Linked DNA regions of Homo sapiens: region 1 is linked to region 2. A link is an interaction called in ENCODE POLR2A ChIA-PET data of the cell type or tissue named here. Cell type or tissue: OCI-LY7. All regions are shown on one strand. Links, peaks and the distances in the headings refer to the core of each region. The heading gives the core; the rest is flanking DNA. Region 1 has its middle 10 kb from the start of ATXN2-AS. Region 2 has its middle 2.8 kb from the start of ALDH2.

Region 1 (5,374 bases), core at 99-5,098, 150 kb before region 2:
GATTTGGAGAATGCAGGAAGGGATTTAAAATGGATGTGTGCAGACCAGTGACAGCTGAACTGGCCATTAGCATGGGATCTTGTTAGTTTGCTACGGGATATGGTGAGTCCTACAATGGAACCCCAGAAGAGTCAGACTATAATGAATACTGACATTGCTGACCTTCGATCTCAGAATAGGGACTTGGATACTTGTTCCCCAGTAGAATCACATATGGGCTTAACCATACACACCGTTTTGCTTAAGCCCTCATATTATCAAAATATTTATTTTCCACAAGGTAAGGCAGGGCTAGAGAACAATAATGAAAATAATAATTGTAGACCTTTACATGGCATTTACTATGTGCCAACCATGTTCTAAGTGCTACCTGCACAATAACTTGCTCATTGAATCCTTGTAACAACCTGCTGCTTCTCAATGCCAAGGACAGTTTTGCCCCAGCTCCATCGCCCCCTCAGGAGACATTTGGCAATGTCTAGACACATTTCTGTTTGTTACGATTGGAGGGGAATGCCCCTGGCATCTTGTGAGTACAGACCAGGTATGCTGTTTGTGATATTGTTAAATATAGGTATTTGGTGTTTGTTCTGGTTTTCTGGCACGCAACTCCTAAAATTCTCAAAATCTCCAAAGTGATGGACAGCCTCAGTATGAGGGCTGGACATAGGAAAGACAATAATGACAGGGTTGGGACTCTTCAGCCCCATCCCCCAGCCTCTGGGGAGGGAAAGGAGGCTGAAGGTTAACTTGATCACCAGTGGCCAATGATTTAATCAATCATGCCAATAGAATGAAGCTTCCATAAAAATCAAGAAGAGCTGGGTTATGAGAGCTTTTATTTATTATTATTATTTTTTTTTTTGAGATGGAATCTTGCTCTGTCACACAGACTGGGTTGCAGTGGCGTGATCTCAGCCCTGTGCAACCCCTGCCTCCCTGGGTTCAAGCGATTTTCATGCCTCAGCCTGCTGAGTACTGGGATTACAGGCATGCGCCACCACGCCCGGCTAATTTTTGTATTTTTAGTAGAGACGGGATTTCACCATGTTGGCGAGGCTGATCTCGAACCCCTGGCCTCAGGTGATCAAACCGCCTCGGCCTCCCAAAATGCTGGGGTTACGGGCATGAGCCACTGCACCTGGCCTATTTTTTTTTTTCTTTGAGTCGGAGTCTCGCTGTGTTGCCCAGGCTGGAGTGCAGTGGCGCGATGTCAGCTCACTGCAAGTTCCGCCTCCCAGGTTCACGCTATTCTCCTGCCTCAGCTTCCCAACTAGCTGGGACTACAGGCGCCCGCCACCATGCCTGGCTAATTTTTTTTTTTTTTTTTTGTATTTTTAGTAGAGACGGGTTTTCACCGTGTTAGCCAGGATGGTCTTGATCTCCTGACCTTGTGATCCGCCCGCTGAGCTAGAGCAATCCTTCTGTCTAAGCTGTCCAAAGTGCTGGGAATACAGGCATGAGCCACCATACCCATCCCTGAGAGCTTCTAGATAGCTGAAGAGGTGGAGGTTCGTGGAGTGTGACTTGCCCCTTCCCACATACCTTGCCCTGCACCTCTCTTCCATCTGGCTGTATCTTTTGTAATAACAGAAGTGTTTCCCTCAGTTCTGTGACCCACCCTAGCAAAGTAATCAAACCTGAGGAGGGGATCGTGGGAACCCCGATCTCTTGCTGGGGCCCTGATTTACAGCCTGTTTTTGTGACTGGCATCTGAAGTCGGGGGTGTGATCCGATGCTATCTCCAGGTAGATAGTGCCAGAATTGAATTGAATTAGAGGTGCCCAGATGCACACTCCAGAATTGCTTGCTTGATATGTGGTAGGGAAAAGCCCCCACACATCTAGTGTCAAACGCATTTTTTTTTTTTTTTGAGGCAGAGTCTCCCTCTGTCACCCAAGCTGGAGTGCAGTGGCGCAATCTCGGCTCACTGCAACCTCCACCTCCTGGGTTCAAGCAGTTCTCCTGCCTCAGCCTCCTGAGTAGCTGGGATTACAGGCACGCACCACCATGCCCAGCTAATTTTTGTATTTTTTTCGAAGAGACAGAGTTTCACCATGTTGGCCAGGCTGGTCTTGAACTCCTGGCCTCAGGTGATCCGTCTGCCTTGGCCTCCCAAAGTGCTGGGATTACAGGCCTGAGCCACTGCGCCTGGCTGGTGTCAGAAGCCTTTTTTTTTTTTTTTTTTTTTTTTTTTGAGGTGGAGTCTTGCTCTGTTGCGCAGTCTAGGGTACAATGATGTGATCTCGGCTCACTGCAAACTCCGCCTCCTGGGTTCAAGCAATTCTCCAGCCTCAGCTTCCCGAGTAGCTGGGATTACAGGCACCCGCCATCATGCCCAACTAATTATTGTATTTTTAGTAGAGACGGGGTTTCACCATGTTGGCCAGGCTGGTCTTGAACTCCTGACCTCAGGTGATCTACCCACCTCAGCCTCCCAAAGTGCTGGGATTACAGGCGTGAGCCACCGCCCCAGCCCAGAAGCGTTCTATGTTGTATTGTGAGAGTATAGGAGAATCCAAATTTGTTTTTTTCTATGTCCTTATACTGTTGAACACCCTATAATGCACAGGACAATCTCCCAGCACAAAGAATTAATCCAGCCCAAAATGACGATGGTGCTGAGGTTAAGAAACCCTGTAGTAACCCTGAGAAGTAGATAGGATTATTATTCCCCTTTTACAGATGGGGAGACTAGGGCATACAGAGAGTGAGTCACTTTGTCTAAGGGCACATTTATTAAATGGTAAAGGTGCAATTCGAACCCAGAAAGTCTGTTTCCAACATCCGGGTTCTAAACTGCTTTCCTATATGGAATAGTAAAGGCCTGGCCGGGTGTGGTGGCTCACGCCTGTAATCCTAGCACTTTGGGAGTCCGAGGCGGGAGGATTGCCTGAACTGAGGAGTTCGAGACCAGCCTGGGCAACATGGTGAAACCCTATCTCTACTAAAATACAAAAAAAAAAATTAAATAGCTGGGCATGGCGTTGTGCGCCTATAGTCCCAGCTACTTGGGAGGCTAAGGCAGGAGAACTGCTTGAACCCAGGAGGTGGAGGTTGCAGTGAGCCAAGATCGTGCCACTGTGCTCCAGCCTGGCGACAGAGCAAGACTCCATCTCAAAAAAAAAAAAAAAAAAAAAAAAAGTAAAGGCCTAAGGTGGCTCTCTTGAAAAAAATCAGCTTCTCTCCTTTGTCTCATCAAATACAGGGCTCTAGTGAACTGGCACCACTGATGACTGCCTGTTTCTTTATTCAAGGAATAGTGATTATTATAGAAGTCACCACCTGCAAGGGACAAATTGGCAATGCCTTAAAAACTGACAGTGCACGCATGTTGGTTCCTATAGGAAAAAAATTAATTAAAAACAAAAACAAAAACAAAAAAACCAGGCACAGTGGCTCATGCCTGCAATCCAAGCACTTTGGGAAGCCGAGGCGTGTGGATCACCTGAGGTCAGGAGTTTGAGGCCAGCCCGGCCGACATGGTGAAACCCCGTCTCTACTAAAAATACAAAAAAAAAAATTAGCTGGGCGTGGTGGCGGGTGCTTGTAATCCCAGCTACTTGGGAGGCTGAGGCACGAGAATTGCTTGAACCCAGGAAGCCAAGGTTGCAGTGAGCTGAGATCGTGCCACTACACTGCAGCCTGGGTGACAAAGTGAGGCTCTCTCAAAAATATAATAAAAATTAAAAAATAGGCCAGGCGCAGAGGCCCACGCCTGTAATCCTAGCACTTTGGGAGGCCGAGGCGGGTGGATCACCTGAGGTCAGGAGTTTGAGACCAGCCTGACCAACATGTAGAAACGCTATCTCTACTGAAAATACAAAATTAGCCAGGCTGGTGCACATCCCTGTAATTCCAGCTACTCGGGAGGCTGAGCAAAGAGAATCGCTTGAACCCAGGAGGTAGAGGTGGAGGTGAGCCAAGATCATGCGATTGTACTCCAGCCTGGGCAACAAGAGTGAAACTCCATCTAAAAAAATACATAAAAATAAAGTAAATGAAAAAGAATTAGCTGGGCGTGGCGGGGCATGCCTGTGGTCCCAGCTACTCAGGAGGCTGAGGTGGGAGGATCACTTGGGCCTGGGAGGTCAAGGCTGCATGCAGTGAACCATGATTGTGCCACTGCACTCCAGCCTGAACAACAAAGCGAGATCATGTCTCAAAACAAAAAAAGAGGCTGGGCATCATGGCTCACGCCTGTAATCCCAGCACTTTGGGAGGCCGAGGCGGGCAGATCATTTGAGGTCGGGAGTTTGAGACTAGCCTGGCCAACATGGTGGTGAAACCGTGTCTCTATTAAAAATACAAAAATTAGAGCCGGGCATGGTGGCTCACACCTGTAATCCCAGCACTTTGGGAGGCCAAGGTGGGCGGATCACAAGGTCAGGAGTTCGACACCAGCCTGGCCAATATGGTGAAACCCCATCTCTACTAAAAATATAAAAAATTAGCCGAGTGTGGTGGTGTGCACCTGTAGTCCAAGCTAATTGGAAGGCTGAGGAAGGAGAATCACTTGAACCCAGGAGGCAGAGTTTACAGTGAGCCAAGATCATGCCACTGCACTCCAGCCTGGATGACAGAGTGAGACTCTATCCCAAAAAAACAAAAAACAGGCTGGGCGCAGTGGCTCACACCTGTAATCCCAGCACTTTGGGAGGCCGAGGCGGGCAGATCACGAGGTCAGGAGATCGAGACCATCCTGGTAACACGGTGAAACCCCCGTCTCTACTAAAAATAGAAAAAATTAGCCGGGCGTGTTGGCAGGCACCTGTAGTCCCAGCTACTCGTAGTCCTAGCTACTCAGGAGGCTGAGGCAAGAGAATGGCGTGAACCCAGGAGGCAGAGCTTGCAGTGAGCCGAGATTGCGCCACTGCACTCTAGACTGGGCGACACAGCCAGACTCTGTCTCAAAAAACAAACAAACAAACAAACAAAAATTAGCAGGGCTTGATGGTAGGTGCCTATAATCCTAGCTACTCAGGAGGCTGAGGCAAGACAATTGCTTCAACCCAGGGGGTGGAGCTTAGTGAGCTGAGATCGGGCCACTGCACTCCAGCCTGGGCGACAGGGAGAGACTTCGTCTCAAAAAATAAAAAGAGCTGGGGGCATGTTGGCCCATGCCTATAATCCCAGCACTTTGGGAGAGTGAGGCAGGCAGATCACGAGGCTGGGTGATCGAGACCACCCTGGCTAACACAGTGAAACCCGGTCTCTACTAAAAATTCAAAAAAAATTAGCCAGGTATGGTGGCCTGCACCTGCAGTCCCAGCTACTCGGGAGGCTGAGACAGGAGCGACAGGAGAATTACTTGAACCCAGGAGGTGGCGGTTGTAGTGAGCCAAGTTCGCACCACTGCACTTCAGCCTGGGTG
Region 2 (5,374 bases), core at 124-5,123:
TGTTTTGTTTTGCTTTTGAGACGGAGTTTTGCTCTTGTTGCCCAGGCTGGAGTGCAATGGCATTATCTCAGCTCACCGCAACCTCCGCCTCTCGGGTTAAAGCGATTCTCCTTCCTCAGCCTCCCAAGTAGCTGAGATTACAGGCATGCACCACTACACCTGGCTAATTTTGTATTTTTAGTAGAGATGGGGTTTCTCCATGTTGGTCAGGCTGGTCTAGAACTCCCAACTTCAGATGATCCGCCCGCCTCGGCCTCAAAGTGTTGGATTATAGGCTGAGCCACTGCCCCCAGCCAGATGTCTTCCTGTTAAAATGGGGCTTTAAATTCCTCACCTAACATCATTGTTTGCAACAACAGCAACAAAGAGCTTCCATAGACAGAGTCAGTGTCCCAGAACGGGGACTAAACAACCAAACATCTAGAATCTCACCAGTCAGTGACCCTGAAGGAGACCTCAGTCACAACCTTTGTTGGAGAGCAAGTGGAACTAGGGTTTTTTAAAGCCTGAAAGCACATCAGTTGTGCCCTAACAATGAAAGGTTTCAGAGTAGTTGAAAGCTAGGAATTTGAATATCTTAGAGGAAGTTAAGTGGCTTGAGGTGCTTCCACCGAAGGTCTCAGCACCATGAGAATGCCTGTGCTTCTGCCGGCCCCATTCCTGCCAGTGAGCCCACAGACAAGGGGCGATGAAGAACCAGGAAACAGATGGAAAGAAACGTGGAAGAGAGGAAAGCCTCAGACTGTCAGGGTGAAATCTAGGTTGAGAGTTAAGTTTTAGTTCATTCTTTGGAGAGACTGAGCCACAAGGAGCCATAATTACAATAGCGTTTCAGCACATCCAGGTGATCTTGGTCTGCAGTATTTGGTTGAGGACTGTGTGAAAGCAGCTGAGGCCAAATGTGGTGGCTCACACCTGTAATCTCAGCATTTTGGGAGGCTGACTTGGGTGGATCACTTGAGGCCAGGAGTTTGAGACCAGCCTGGCTAATATGGTGAAACCCTGTCTCCACTAAAAATACAAACATTAACCAGGCATGGTAGTGCATGCCTGTAATCCCAGCTACTTGGGAAGCTTGAGGCAGGAGAATCGCTTGAACCCAGGAGGCAGAGGTTGCAGTGAACTGAGATGGTACCACTGCACTGCAGCTTGGGCAACAGAGAGAGACTCCGTCTCAAAAAAAAAAAAAAAAAAAAAAAAAGCAGCTAAGGAAGGCTACTATGGTCACAAAAGACTTCCCAGAAGATGGGACTTGGGCTGGATCTTGATAGGGAAGATTTCCATAAGGAGAGAGGGCAGGACATGGGTGGAACAGGTGCACCAACAGTAGGGCACCAGGGATGAGAGAGCTGCTGGTTAGGATTATGGTGAGCACCACAGACCACAGACAAACCAGAATAAACGAACCTGTGGACCAGCGTGTCCTGCACTGAGACACACACCACGCACACCAACAGGGACGAAGCACGTTGCCCACATTGTATCGATGTATGCGAATGTGGATAAGTCAGCTCATTTTCTCCTTCCCCTCCCCACAACCAAGTTTACTGCTGCTCCTGGCTCCCCCATCCTGGGGAATAGCACATGGTAAGAACCTCAGCACCCACTCCACTCCTCTCGCCCTCATCTCCACACAGCTACCTGTCAATTCCACCTTCACACTCTTTCTGCCAACTGAGCCCTCCTCATCTCTCTGCCTCTGGCCTGCCTCCCCACTACAACTGAGTTTCCATGCAGTTCTCAGAGGAATCCCTCGAAGGCACATGTGCAACCTCATCACTTCCAGGCTGAAAGATCTTGGTTAAGAGAAATATTAGTACAAGCTATTAAGACTTAGGAGGCTGCCGGGCATGGTGGCACATGCCTGTAGTCTCAGCATTTTGGGAGGCCAAGGTGGGCTGACTGCTTGAGCCCAGGAGTTCAAGACCAGCATGGGCAACATAAAGAGACCCTATCTCTACAAAAAAAAAAAAAAAAAATTAGCTGGTGCCTTAGTCCGTTTTCATGCTGCTGATAAAGACATACCTGAGACTGGGCAATTTACAAAAGAGGTTTAGGCCAGGTGCGGTGGCTCATGCCTGTAATCCCAGCACTTTGGGAGGCCAAGGCAGGTGGATCACCTGAGGTCAGGAGTTCGAGACTAGCCTGGCCAACATGTTGAAACCCCATCTCTACTAAAAAATACAAAAATTAGCCAGTCGTGGTGGCACGTCTGTAATCCTAGCTACTTGGAAGGCTGAGGAAGGAGAATCGCTTGAATCTGGGAGGCGGAGTTTGCAGTGAGCCAAGATAGCACCACTGCACTGCAGCCTGAGTGACAGAGCTAGACTGTGTCTCAAAAAAAAAAAAAAAGAAAAGAAGTTTAATGGACTTATAGTTCCACATAGCTGGGGAGGCCTCACAATCACGGCAGAAGGCAAGGAGGAGCAAGTCACGTCTTACATAAATGGCCGCAGGCAGAAAAAGAGCTTGTGCAGGGAAACTCCCGTTTTTAAAACCATCAGATCTCGTGAGACTCATTCACTATCAAAAGAACAGTGCAGTAAAGACCTGCCCCCATAATTCAGTCACCTCCCACCAGGTTCTTCCCATAACATGTGGGAATTGTGGGAGTTACAATTCTAGATGAGATTTGGGTAGGGACGCAGTGAAACCATATCAGTCAGGCATGGTGGCATGCACCTGTAATCACAACTACTCAGGAGGCTGAGGTGGGAGGATCAATTGAGCCTGGGAGGTCGAGGCTGCAGCGAGTTGTGATTGTGCTACTGCACTCCAGCCTGGGTGACAGCGAGACCCTGGTCTTGGGGAAAAAAAACAAGAAGACTTAGAAAGCTACAGTGATGAAAACAGTGTCATACTGGCACACGCATACAGAGATCAATGACACAGAATATACAGTAGTTCAGAAATAGCTACTTACAGTTACTTAGTAGTAAAAAGATGACTGGCAGGATGTATTTGTGCCATATATGATAGACAAAATGTTAATTGCCTGGATACATATAAAGCACCTACAAATCAATTTCAGAAAGACCAACAATCCAATAGAAAAGTGAGCCAGAGACATGAGCAGCTAGTTCATAGCAGAGGAAACATGCATGACTTCATCTAGGCAGAGATGCTCAAGCTCACTCGTAAAAGAGAAGCAAATTAATGTGGTAGTGAAATGCCACTTTTTCGTCTCTCAGATTAGCAAAGCTAAAAAAAAAATCCTGAAACTTCTACTGGTGAGGGTGTAAGGAAACTCAGACATGACAGGTAGTGGGGCATAAATTAAACTTCTTTGGAGGGTAATATATCTGTATTTAAATTGTAAATATTCTTTGTTCCATTTCTACTAATTTCTTTCTTTTCTTTTCTTTCTTTTTTTTTTCTTTTTTTTTTTCTTTTTTTTTTTTTTTTGAGACGTAGTCTCACTCTATCACCCAGGCTGGAGTTCAGTGGCACGATCTCAGCTCTTGGCTCACTGCAACCTCTGTCTCCCAGATTCAAGCAATCTCCTGCCTCACCTTCTGGAGTAGCTGGGATTACAGGCACTGCGACCATTCCTGGCTAATTGTGTGTGTGTGTGTGTGTGTGTGTGTGTGTGTGTGTGTGTGTGTGTGTGTGTGTTTAGTAGAGATGGGGTTTCACCATGTTGGCCAGGCTGGTCTCGAACTCCTCACCTCAAGTGATCTACCCGCCTCAGCTTCCCCCCCAGAGTGCTGAGATTACAGGCACGAGTCATGGTGCCAGCCTCATTTCTATTAATTTCTTAAGCAAATCAAGAGCATACATTGTGGCATTGTTTGTAGTGGCAAAAGATTGGAAACAACCTAAATGTCCATCATAGGAAATTCATGAAATAAAACTACCTCATGTATCCAGAGGAATACCATGAAACTGTTGAAGAGAATGGGGACATAGTCCTTGTGTGCTGTGACAAAACGATCTCCACACACAGTATTAAGGGAAAAAAAGTACCTGGCACGGTGGCTCATGCCTGTAATCCCAGAACTTTGGGAGGCCGAGGTGGGCGGATCACCTAAGGTCAGGAGTTCGAGACCAGCTTGACCAATATGATGAAACCCCATCTCTACTAAAAATACAAAAATTAACCAAGTGTGGTGGCATGCGCCTGTAATCCCAGCCACTTGGGAGGCTGAGACAGGAGAATCGCTAGAACCTGGGAGGTGGAAGTTGCAGTGAGCCCACATGGTGCCAGCCTGGGCAACAAGAGTGAAACCCCATCTAAAAAAAAAAAGCAAGGCGCCATTGGGAAGGGGAAGTGGGGCCTGCATGGCTGAATTCAGAGAAGGAAGGGAGTCTTGGTTATCAGATTATCTCTGCAGCTGATCTCCAAACCTATTTCCCTTCTTCCTGGCACAGGGGCCACTCATTTCCCAGACTCTTTTGCATGGAGGCATGGTTGTGTGATTGAAATCCAGCCAGGCGAGCAGGCTCAGCCCACAGAAACCTCCCATGGGCCACCCCCATGCCTTTTCTTCCTCTGGTTTGTGTGGAATGGTGCTGAGCCCCCAGGGCGACTTTGGTGGAATCTGGTGTTGAAATCAGAGTCCCACCGCCGGGCGCGGTGGCTCACGCCTGTAATCCCAGCACTTTGGGAGGCCGAGGCAGGCGGATCATGAGGTGAGGAGATCGAGACCATCCTGGCTAACACGGTGAAACCCCGTCTCTACTGAAAATACAAAAAATTAGCCGGGCGTGGTGGCAGGCGCCTGTGGTCCCAGCTACTCCGGAGGCGGAGGCAGGAGACTGGTGTGAACCCGGGAGGCAGAGCTTGCAGTGAGCCGAGATCGTGCCACTGCACTCCAGCCTAGGCGACACAGTGAGACTCCGTCTCAAAAAAAAAAAAAAAAAAAAGAATAAGCAAATCATGCAAATCATCCTGTTCTAAACTCTGAACCGCTGCTTCCAAGACCGTCCCTGCCCTTGCCCTGGCCGCCTCTCTCCTTGTTAACTGGGCTCCATTCATTCTTTCCATTTCTCTAACACGTGCCAGGTGGTCTCATCTCCTGGCCTTTGCCCTTGCTGTTCCCTGTCATCATTCAGGTCTCACTTGTCATTTCCTGACCATGGTACTTATAAAAGCAGTGCCGTCTGCCCCATCCATGTCACCTCGTTCATCTCCTTCACCTCCGAAATGATCTCGCTTTTGGGTTTACGGCCGGTCTCTTCACCTGGAGCATCAGCCGGGAAGGTCAGGGTCGCCCTGGCTCGGGCCTGTTCACATTGGGGTCAAAGGCACACATTGGGGGCTCAACCAAGGCGAGCTGCGTTCGCGGGGCCGGGTCTTTCCGCACAGGCGGAGGGCGGTGGCGGGCGCGGAGGCGTCGCGCGAGCCAGGGGGCAGCCACGGGCCGGGGGTACC

Evidence for each region. ChIA-PET counts read pairs that join two places held together with the same protein. Peaks named below come from ENCODE experiments on the same cell type or tissue, not always from the same donor. Only the 100,000 strongest peaks of a DNase experiment are listed, where the experiment ranks them.
Region 1: POLR2A ChIA-PET joins it to region 2 with 6 read pairs; 4 of 35 experiments call an interaction of 5 or more read pairs at or near these places.

Annotation. Positions count from the first base shown.
Region 1 is chr12:111,606,975-111,612,348 of GRCh38, forward strand. No RefSeq gene overlaps it. Among named protein-coding and RNA genes, the nearest start is that of ATXN2-AS, 10 kb to the left of the region's middle. RefSeq lists an enhancer at 4,689-5,188. In OCI-LY7, for the core only: a CTCF peak has its summit at 441; no DNase peak of the experiment used is centred there.
Region 2 is chr12:111,761,423-111,766,796 of GRCh38, forward strand. No RefSeq gene overlaps it. Among named protein-coding and RNA genes, the nearest start is that of ALDH2, 2.8 kb to the right of the region's middle. RefSeq lists enhancers at 242-777, 4,970-5,374 and a silencer at 5,199-5,374. In OCI-LY7, for the core only: no CTCF peak of the experiment used is centred there; DNase peaks (open chromatin) are centred at 549, 3,129 and 5,089; H3K4me3 peaks cover 2,666 bases; H3K27ac peaks cover 4,809 bases.